3 separate regions of the Homo sapiens genome follow, and all the other regions are linked to region 1. Evidence: chromatin contacts called from ENCODE Hi-C or POLR2A ChIA-PET data. All regions are on one chromosome and are shown on one strand. Each heading gives the region's core, a stretch centred on a gene start or an enhancer-like site at or near the end of the contact. The rest is flanking DNA. Distances are from core to core; before and after follow the strand shown.

Region 1 (3,410 bases), core at 113-2,612:
GCTCTTAAGCTTTTGTCCCCCAACAGCCCTTTATTCAGAAAATGAAACATTGGGTCGGGCACAGTGGTTTTCACCTGTAATCCCAACACTTTGGGAGGCTGAGGCTTGAGGTCAGGTACTCGAGACCAGTCTGGGCACCACAGTGAGACTGTTTCTACAAAAAAAATTTAGAAATCAGCTGGGTATGGTGGTGCACACCTATAGTCTCAGCTACTCAGAGCCCAGGATTTGGAGGCTCCAGTGAGCTATGATTGCACCACTGCACTCCAGTACAGCCTGGGCAACAGAGTGACACCTTGTCTCTAAAAAAGAAAGAAAAAGAAAATAGACATTGCTGAGCGACAGAAATCCCACCTTTCTAAACAGTCAGCAACCTCACTGGAGCTGATTTTTAATTCCTAAATCCAGCCTTGATAGTGACTTGGGCAACTCAACTCCCTCTCGGCCTGGGATTATACAACTCTATGTCAGGAGATGGGAAGCGGGGAGACTGGGTGTCTTTATTCCATTTCTGACATCTTTCAGGACTGATGATGGGGGAGGGCCCTGGCCCTGGCTGGCAGCCACTGTTCGATTCAGTTATCATCATCAGGACCGTGGGAGGGAAGGGTATTGGAGCAGAGGACCTTGAAGGGCGCACAGGAGGCTGATGGGGCTGTAACACCTGGGGCATGAGGGCAGCGGAGGTTGGACAGGCAGGTTGGGACCTAGCTGTGGAGGGCCTGGGATACCAAAGAGAGGCAGGACCTGGCCTCAGTGTCGCCAGGACACCAGATCTGCCCCCTCCCTCACTGTTGCACCATGGCTCCCGCGTGTAAAGTGATGGAACCCGTCAGACCCAGGTAGCCACCAGAAACCGCCCAGCTGTTGTGTGCATCGGGGGCCAGGAGTTTCCTCTTCTGCAATCTGGGAACAACGCAGACCTCCCAGGGCTGTTTTCAGAAGCAGAGATGTGTAGGTAAGAAAGGATAGCCAACCAGTACGGGCCGGGACACGAGAGATCACGTCATTATTCAGATGGAGAAACTGAAGGGCAGGCGTGGGACCAAGGGCCCACCACGAGCCCAAGGCTCCATCCTCCCAAGCACGTAACAAAGGTGGAGGCGGAAGACGGAGGAGAGAGAAGCGGGTGAAGTTGGGAGATAAAAGCTCCCCAGTGGCTGGAGGGCGGGATCTGCAACAAATGAAGCCCCGGGGCCGCTAAGCGGGCCGATTTCGGGGCAGGGACCCAGGCCCTAGCAACAGTCCGACCATTGGCGGAGCGGGGACACGCTGGCCTGTGATTGGCTCTTGCCATGCCCGAGGGGAAGGCGGCCGCCCCCGGGGCGGGGCTACATACACAGCCGTGGTCCCGCCCGGCCCACATCCGGGCTTCCGCGTAGTCCGGGCGCCCTGGCCTCTGCACCGTCCTAGAAACCTGTCTTACGTCGAGGAACCCGGGGGACAGAGGCGCGCCAGTGCACGCCGGGGCCAGGGACGAACGGCTCGCCAATGCAAAGGAGGCCCCTCGGGGAGACGGCAGGCAGCAAAAGGCTTCCTTGGCCGGGGGTCTGGGCGTTTGGGGAGGGGAGGTGCTCAGAGATAGGGCCGAGGATGGAGCTCCCAGGTGGGTTGGAGGCGGGGGTGGCTGGGCTCGAGGACGCTGTTGGAGTCCGGGGTCTGGAAGAGGCGATCCCCGGGAAAGCCAGCTTCAGAGCCGGGAAGGGTCGGCAGGGGACCTACTGCAAGAGCCCCCAGGTTGGGGTAGGGAGGGGGCCCAGACCTGGGCCGGGAGGGATGCTGAATCCCCCGACCTAGCTCTGGGGCTTTGCAAACCAGCATCACTGCAGCATTTTGTGGCTCAAGGAATGGGGCAGGGCGGCCAGACCAGCTGTGGCTGGTGCGTGCGTGAGGCCCTGAGGGATGCGGCCAATGCTATTTTGCTGTTTTGTACTTACTCAGTTTCATTTTGGCTCTGTCGCCACTAGGCGAAAGAAATCGAAGTGCTAACATACCACGGGGAGCAATGATTATTACTCAATGTGGCCCCGCCCCAGCAGCGGGAGGTGGCATCTGTTTGACCTTGGAGACTTGGACGGTATTTAGGGAGATTACATGAAAAAAAGACTCACCCCACAATGCTTGCAGTCAGCTACAAGCTGCCTTGTCCTTCATACCTTTTAGCCTTTATTTCCTGAGTCTATCTTGTCTGTTTCTAATGTAGTCTCCTGATTTAGGGCAAGAGAATATTTCTCACTCTTGGTCTGCCCACTACCCACAATCCTTGTCCGAGGATTTACTCGGCAAACTTAGCAGGCAAAACCCCTTGTCAACTTAACACTAAAAAATACCGTCTCTTGGAAGGCAGTCTGCTTTGATAAACCTAATGGAATAAAAAGTGAGTTTGCTATCTGGCTTTAAAGAACATAACCCAGCTGGGCATGGTGGCTCACACCTGTAATCCCAACACTTTGGGAGACCGAGGCAGGAGGATCGCTTAAGCCCAGGCGTTCAAGACCAGCCTGGGCAACATAGTATAGTAAAACCCAGTCTCTACAAAAAGAATTTAAAAATTAGCCAGGCCAGATAGCCCAGCTACTTGGGACGCTGAAACAGGATTGCTTTGAGTCCAGCAGGTGGAGGCTGCAGTGAGCTATGACTGCACCACTGCACTCCAGCCTGGTCAACAGAGCGAGATCCTGTCTCAAAACAAAACAAAAAAACTGACAACCAATGAAACCTCATCTCTAAAATCTGGCTTCAGGTTAAGTGAGTAAAAAGAGGCTTTCTTGTGGCCAGGCACGGTGGCTTATGCCTGGTAATCCCAGCACTTTGGGAGGCCAAGGCGGGCGGATCACGAGGTCAGGAGTTCAAGACCAGCCTGGCCAACATAGTGAAACCCTGTTTCTACTAAAAATACAAAAAAATTAGCCAGGCATGGTGGTGGATGCCTGTAATCCCAGCTACTCGGGAGGCTGAGGCAGGAGAATCAACGTGAACCCAGGAGGCGGAGGTTGCAGTGAGCTGGTATCACGCCATTGCACTCCAACCCCGGGCAATAGTGCGAGACTCCGTCTCAAAAAAAAAAAAGGCTTTCATTTATCTTCTCAGCTCCTACAAGCCAATGAGTGGTAGGGTAATTTGCCGACCACAGTGGGAAGAACTAATTTAACACCAAGATTGTGATTCCCCTAGTGTAGATCCAGTATGAAAGAAGTGTCTCAGGCATGCTTCTGGTTCCTGAGTTAACTCTAGTGAATAAGGTGGGCTGTGCTGTCTCCCCACCTCCCCCAGGCATAGGGGCAGAACAGCTGCAGACCACCAGGACCCAGTGGGCCAAGTGAGGATGTGAGTCAAAGCCAGTGCTTATTAAACCACCTAATACTGTACTTTTCCCATCCAGGGGAGGCAGGAGAGGATTGAGGAGGCAA
Region 2 (3,205 bases), core at 663-3,162, 110 kb after region 1:
AGAAAGAAAGAAAGAAAGAAAGAAAGAAAGAAAGAAAGAAAGAAAGAAAAGAAATTGACAGGAGGCTAAACGAGTTTTCCTAGACAAAGCTTCATTGGAGCTTATGCCCAGACATAAAGGAGGCAGCATGAGAGAGAGAGGGAGAGAGAGGGAAAGAGAGAGGGAGAGAGAGGGAAAGAGAGAGAGAGAGGGAAAGAGAGAGAGAGAGGGAAAGATATAGAGATTTTTCTATCTGACTCTCCAAAAAGAGCCAGGAGGGCTTTTTTATTAGGCAAAGCATGGGAATTTACATCAGGGATAGGGCATGCCGGCTGTGCTGGGCAAAGCACGTGAAGGTATGCAGGTTGGCATTATCTGGTTGCCATGGTTATCTTGAGTTATGGGCCACCTGGTAGTCTGGCTGGTGGCAACAAGGCTGTCAATCAGTTCAGCATTCCTTCCTGAGGTGGGACACTCCACAACCTTGGTTTGATATTTGAATCTCCTAAGGTCAGTTCCTGGGATTCTCTTAAGTAATAGGCATGTTTCCACATGATGATGTCAGTGAAATCGTGGTATGGGTCTGGTGATCACTGGGAATGCAGGAAAGAATGCAGTGGTTGGGCCAGGTGTGGTGGCTCATGTCTGTAATCCCAGCACTTTGGGAGACTGAGGTGGGCGGATCCCTTGTGGTGAGGAGCTGGGCATGGTGGAACAAGCCTGTAATCCCAGTTACTCGGGAGAGTAAGGCAGAAGAATTGCTTGAACCTGGGAGGCGGAGGCTGCAGTGAGCTGAGATTGCACCACTACACTCCAGCCTGGGCAACAGAGTGAGATTGTCTCAAAAAAAAAAAAGAATGCCCTGGTCGGGGTGAGCTGAAGCCAAGCCCCGCTTCTGCTGTGTCTCAGTATGAACTCCGGGGGATTCACCCAGGAATGAAGAACGCAGGGCCCCTTCTCCACCTCTCTTCACACAGCTGCCTCTGCCTGAACTGACCTACCCCCCGGCCTCCCATAAAATAAGGCAGAGACCCATGAAATTCCTCCTGTCTCCTAATTGATACCGCCTCCTTTTTCTCACACTTGGAATGAGCTCCTTATGTCTCAGATCTAATCCCCCTGACTCTTCAATCAAGGGCTTTCTCCTGTGTCCCCCACAGACCTGGGACAGCTCCCTTGCCGGGCTGCGAGCTTCCTAAGGGCAGGGCCAGCAGGGGATCGGAGGGAAGCTGTGATACATTGTGGTGCACCAGGCAGGCAGCACACTCTTTGCAAACTTTTACATGAATACACATGGGGATTTACAAGCTAAAAACTTTCAAGTGGGCTGGGGCGGGCGCGGTGGCTCACACCTGTCATCCCAGCACTTTGGGAGGCTGAGGCAGGAGGATCACTGGAGGTCAGGACTTCAAGACCAGCCTGCCCAACATAGTGAAACCCTGTCTCTACCAAAAATACAAAAATTAGCCAGGCGCGGTGGCGCATGCCTTCCTGTAATCCCAGCTATTTGGGAGTCTGAGGCAGGAGAATCACTTGAACCTGGCTGAGAAGTGGAGGATGCAGTGAAACGAGATCATACCACTGCACTCCAGCCTGGACAACAGAGTGAGACTCTGTCTCAAAACAAAACAAAACACAACAAAAACAAACAAACCACAAACACACACACACACAGCAAAAAAAAACTTTAATGTGGATACACGTGGGGGATTTCCAAGCTAAAAACCAAATTCTGCTGTGGTCATGCTGGGGTGAAGGCTGAGAGTTTGCAGTTCTAACAAGCTCCCAGGTGTTACTGATGCTTCTGGATGGAGACCACTTTATGCAACAAGGGCCCAGCTGGCTAGGGAAGGGAGGCAGCTGAGAAGCTGAGAGCCCAGGTGGCAGCAGCCAGCATCCCACGGGTATAAGATGGCCAGAGGCGGCTGCCTGCTGCTCTGCAGGTACCATGGAGCTGAGCTATAGGCTCTTCATCTGCCTCCTGCTCTGGGGTAGTACTGAGCTGTGCTACCCCCAACCCCTCTGGCTCTTGCAGGGTGGAGCCAGCCATCCTGAGACGTCCGTACAGCCCGTACTGGTGGAGTGTCAGGAGGCCACTCTGATGGTCATGGTCAGCAAAGACCTTTTTGGCACCGGGAAGCTCATCAGGGCTGCTGACCTCACCTTGGGCCCAGAGGCCTGTGAGCCTCTGGTCTCCATGGACACAGAAGATGTGGTCAGGTTTGAGGTTGGACTCCACGAGTGTGGCAACAGCATGCAGGTAAGAGAGGCTGGGGGCCCTGGCTTTGGTGGGAGGATGTTCGAGGCAGCCGGGTATGGGGACTGTGGCCACCATCGGTGGGAGGTGGGGTTGGGTGGATCCCTCTCACTTGTAGGTGGGGAGGTGGCCCAGTTGAGGCCTGAAGCTGGCACTGAGGTCACCGGACCCAGGGCAGCTCCTGCCTCTGATGCCCGACATTGGGTCGATGGGGTGGAGCCAGAGGTGGCCGTGCACTTCAGGCTGGCCCAAGCCACGCCACTCTCTCTCAGGTGGGTTTGTGACACACACAGGCCTGCGTGATAGGATAGCCCTGTGGGTAGCCTAAGGGGCTGTTTCTAAGGCTGGGGGCATTAGGAACTCATCCTGAAGAGACCCAAAGTATACATTATCTTAAAAACAACAAGTGGGCCGGGTGCAGTGGCTCATGCCTGTAGTCCCAGCACTATGGGAGGCCAAGACTGGAGGATCACTTGAGGCCAGGAGTTTGAGGCCAGCCTGGGCAACATAGTGAGACCCCATCTCTTAAGCCTTTAAAAAAACTAACTGGGGCCTGGTGTGGTGGCTCACGCCTGTAATTCCAGCACTTTGGGAGGCTGAGGAGTTTGAGACCAGCCTGGCCAACATGGTGAAACCCCATCTCTACTAATAATACAAAAATTAGCCAGGCATGGTGGTGCGTGTCTGTAATCCCAGCTACTCAGGAGGCTGAGGCAGGAGAATCGCTTGAACCCAGGAGGCAAAGGTTGCAGTGAGCTGAGATTGTGCCACTGCACTCCAGCCTAGGCAACAGAGCGAGACTCTGGCTCAAAAAAAAAAAAAAAATTCCACATAGATAAGTGGTATGGGGGCGGGGGCATCATAACCTTGGTGTTAAAGACCTTAAAAGCATCAGTGGGTCCCTGGGGGCAGCTCCAAGGGGGAGAGGCTTAACCTGTGGTACATGCAGGAAAAGACCAAGAAATCCAG
Region 3 (3,469 bases), core at 686-3,185, 130 kb after region 1:
CCGTCTCTACTAAAAATACAAAAAATTAGCTGGGCATCGTGGTGGGTGCCTGTAATCCCAGCTAGCTGGGAGGCTGAAGCAGGAGAATTGCCTGAACCCGGGAGAGGCAGAGGTTTCAGGGGGCTGAGATCGCGCCACTGTACTCCAGCCTGGGCAACAGCAAGACTCCATCTCAAAAAAAAAAAAAACAAAAACCCAGGTGATTTGAGTGGTTAAGGGCACTGAGCCAGGGACTTGTGGCACGAAGGGATTGTTCCGGGTGAGCCGCTTGCGGCCTAAGCAGGTTGTGGTGTGATCTGTAGGGGAGTAACAGGCTGGGGTTCAAAAACGCCAGATACAGTGGTTCAGGCCTGTAATGCCAGCACTTTGGGAGACCGAAGTGGGAAGATGGCTTGAGCCTAGGAGCTCAAGACCAGCCTGAGCAACGTGGTGAGACCCCATCTCTACAAAATATAAAAATTAGCCGAGCACAGTGGTACGTGCCTGTAGTCCCAACTGCTTGGGAAGCTGAGGCTGGAGGATCACTTGAGCCCAGGAATTCAAGGCTACAGTGAGCTGTACTCACTGCTCAGGTCCCAGCCTTGCTGCCTCCTGCTGCGCTCTAGCCAGAGTGACAGAGCAAGACCTTCTCAAAAAACAAAATTGCCTAGGGGTTGCAGAGGTAGGCTTCCTGGAGGTGGTGATCCAGAAGCAAATCCTCAACCATGGGGAGGTGGATGTGGTGGCTCACACCTGTAATCTTAGCATTTTGGGAGGCCGAGGCGAGTGGATCACTTGAAACCAGGAGTTCAAGACCAGCCTGGCCAACATAGCAAAACCCCATCTCTACTAAAAATATAAAAATTAGCCAGGTGTGTGGTGGGTGCCTGTAGTCCCAGCCACTGGGGAGGCTGAGGCAGGAGAATCACTTGAACCCAGGAGATGGAGGTTGCAGTGAGCCAAGAGCGTGCCACTGCATTCCAGCCTGGGTGTTGGAGTGAGAATATCTCAAAAAAAAGAGGGGAGAGAAATGGGAGAATCTGTGCCCTGGGGGCATGGAAGGCCTCAGTGCCTAGTAAAGAGTGGGGCTTGGCCTGGAGAGGGAGGCCTCATGGGCCAGATAAGGGAGATACTGGCCCATCTAAGCATGCGTGTGCCGGTAGACTTTCCCTGTCAAGATGATCAACTGGAATGGCAGAGAATGCGGCCTGCAGGCTGGGAGACATCCTTGAAGCCATATCCCCAGGCCCTAGTCCCATCTGCCACTCTTTTTTTTTTTTTGAAACGAGGTCTTGCTATGTTGCCCAGGCTGGACTCCAACTCCTGGGCTCAAGCATTCCTCCTGCCTCAGCCTCCCAAGCAGCCACAAACCACACCTGGCTTCTTCCTGCCACTTCTAGCTTAGCAGGTAACTTCATCTGTAAAAAGGGGATGACGTGATTTCTTGGGGGAATGAGTAGAGCGCTTGGTAGAATCATGGCTCATGCAAGAGGTCTCTGAGCCGGGCGTGGTGGCTCATGTCTGTAATCCCAGCACTTTGGGAGGCTGAGGTGGGCAGATCACGAGGTCAGGAGTTCGAGACCAGCCTGGCCAACATAGTGAAACCCCATCTGTACTAAAAATACAAAAATTAGCCAGGCGTGGTGGCATGTGCCTGTAGTCCCAGCTACTTGGGAGGCTGAGGCAGGAGAATCGCTTGAACCCGGGAGGTGGAGGTTGCAGCGAACCAAGATTGCACCACCCCGGGCAACAGTGCGAGACTCCGTTTCAAAAAAAAAAAAAAAAAAGGTCTCTGGCAAAATGCTCCAGGCTTGGGGTCCGACGGGTACTTCTACCCCTGACAATCTGTTTACTTATCACCATCCTCTTTTCAGATGGGGAAGTTCTTTCCATCAGGATTATAGCAAGGATTGGTCTTCATGGCACACTTGGCATCCAAGCACGTGTTGTTGGAGCTGTTCTATGAGCCAGGAGACATCGGGGAACGGTTCTTGAAATAAACATCCGTCTCTTCCTTGTACTCAAGTTCTTAGGGGTTGCAACTTTCTGAGAGCTTGTCCTTCATTCAACTTCTTTTCTCAGCAGAAAGAGGAAGTGGCTGTGTCAGGGGAGGGGAGGAGTTATGACTAAGATGTGGCCATGAATGTCAGCTCCCTGCCAGCTCCAGATGGGCCTCAGCAGGATAGTTTCCCTGGGCCTTTGCCAGGAGAGACAGCCTCCAGCAGCAATGTCAGAGGGCTCGGCCTGTCTGCCTCCCAGGGGAACTAGACTGGAAATGAAAGGCAGTGGCAAGCCACTGAGGGTTCTCTAGACTCCATTGCTTAATCCTCCTCTTTCCCTAAAGTTTCCAGAAGCTTCCTATTGCATTGGAAAGCCTCTGTAAACCAACACTTTGGGTGTGGGTTTATTTTTTGAGATGGGGTCTCACTCTGTTGCCCAGGCTGGATTGCAGTGGCACCACCATAACTCACTGCAACCTCGACTTCTCTGGTTCAAACCATCCTCCCACCTCAGCCTCCCAAGTAGCTGGGATTACAGGGGCATGCCACCATGCCCAGCTAATTTTATTTTATTTTTTTAGTACAGACGGGGTTTCACCATGTTGGCCAGGCTGGTCTTGAACTCCTGACCTCAAGTGCTCCTCCTGCCTCGGCCTACCAAAATGTTGGGATTACAGGCATGAGCCACCGCGCCCAGCCAGTTCTCATTCTTCACTGGAGATTGTAGCCAGACATTAGAGAAAACTGGAAGAATCTAGAATCTAATCCAGTCTACAGGTAGATAAATAACTCAAACAATGAACATTACTATAATAACAGGTAAACTATCGTTTTTCTATTGAAATATAATTTTTCTCCCTATAGTCACCTTGAACTCTTGACCTCGTGATTCGCCCCCCTCGGCCTCCCAAAGTGCTGGGATTACAGGCGTGAGCCACCGTGCCTGGCCCTCCTTTATTTTATTTATTTTTTTTTTTGGAGACAGAATCTCACTGTCACCCAGGCTGGAATGCAGTGGTGCAATCTCGGCTCACAGCAACTTCCACCTCCCGGGTTCAAGCGATTCTCCTGCCTCAGCCTCCCAAGTAGCTGGGATTCCAGGCACATGCCACCACGCCTGGCTAATTTTTGTATTTTTAGTAGAGACGGCGTTTTGCCATGTTGGCCAGGCTGGTCTCAAACTCCTGATCTCAAGTGATCCGCCTGCCTCGGCCTCCCGGAGTTCTGGGATTACAGGTGTGAGCCACTGTGCCTGGCCAGAGAACAGATTCTTTTTGAATCTATGCAAATAACCATGTTGCTGTAAACATAAGAATAATCGTTATGCAGCCAACAGACACATGAAAAAATGCTCACATCATCACTGGCCATCAGAGAAATGCAAATCAAAACCACAATGAGATACCATCTCACACCAGTTAGAATGGCGATCATTAAAAAGTCAGGAAACAACAGGTGCTGGAGAGGATGTGGAGAACGAGGAACACTTT

Evidence for each region. A loop is a pair of places that touch in the nucleus more often than their neighbours do. ChIA-PET counts read pairs that join two places held with the same protein, here RNA polymerase II (POLR2A). Pooled maps may share reads with other maps.
Region 2: a loop to region 1 is called in a map of PC-9, with 8 times the contacts of the local background. The contact joins the promoter of ZP3 here to the promoter of FPASL in region 1. A Hi-C loop is called at or near these places in 4 of 168 maps with a recorded cell type or tissue (DLD1, PC-9, endothelial cell of hepatic sinusoid and 1 more) and 5 of 50 pooled maps. POLR2A ChIA-PET finds 5 or more read pairs at or near these places in 11 of 52 experiments (A549, H1, HepG2 and 7 more).
Region 3: a pooled map shows a loop between it and region 1 (5-fold over the local background). The contact joins the enhancer-like site here to the promoter of FPASL in region 1. A Hi-C loop is called at or near these places in 2 of 50 pooled maps. POLR2A ChIA-PET finds 5 or more read pairs at or near these places in 2 of 52 experiments (H1 and activated CD4-positive, alpha-beta T cell).

The regions. Positions count from the first base shown.
Region 1 is chr7:76,316,885-76,320,294 of GRCh38, forward strand. FPASL (fibroblast proliferation associated lncRNA) reads left to right here and starts at 1,363. Exons shown (of 2, transcript NR_186616.1): 1 at 1,363-3,410. RefSeq lists enhancers at 233-1,229, 702-881, 1,230-2,226 and a silencer at 1,162-1,401.
Region 2 is chr7:76,423,038-76,426,242 of GRCh38, forward strand. ZP3 (zona pellucida glycoprotein 3) reads left to right here and starts at 1,913. Exons shown (of 8, transcript NM_001110354.2): 1 at 1,913-2,239. The coding sequence starts at 1,928. RefSeq lists a silencer at 1,015-1,309.
Region 3 is chr7:76,443,761-76,447,229 of GRCh38, forward strand. No RefSeq gene overlaps it. Among named protein-coding and RNA genes, the nearest start is that of DTX2, 16 kb to the right of the region's middle. RefSeq lists enhancers at 1-839, 840-1,749. Within about 2 kb of position 1,936, at least 16 of the 41 ENCODE cell types and tissues checked have a DNase peak (open chromatin) inside an H3K27ac peak, as active enhancers do.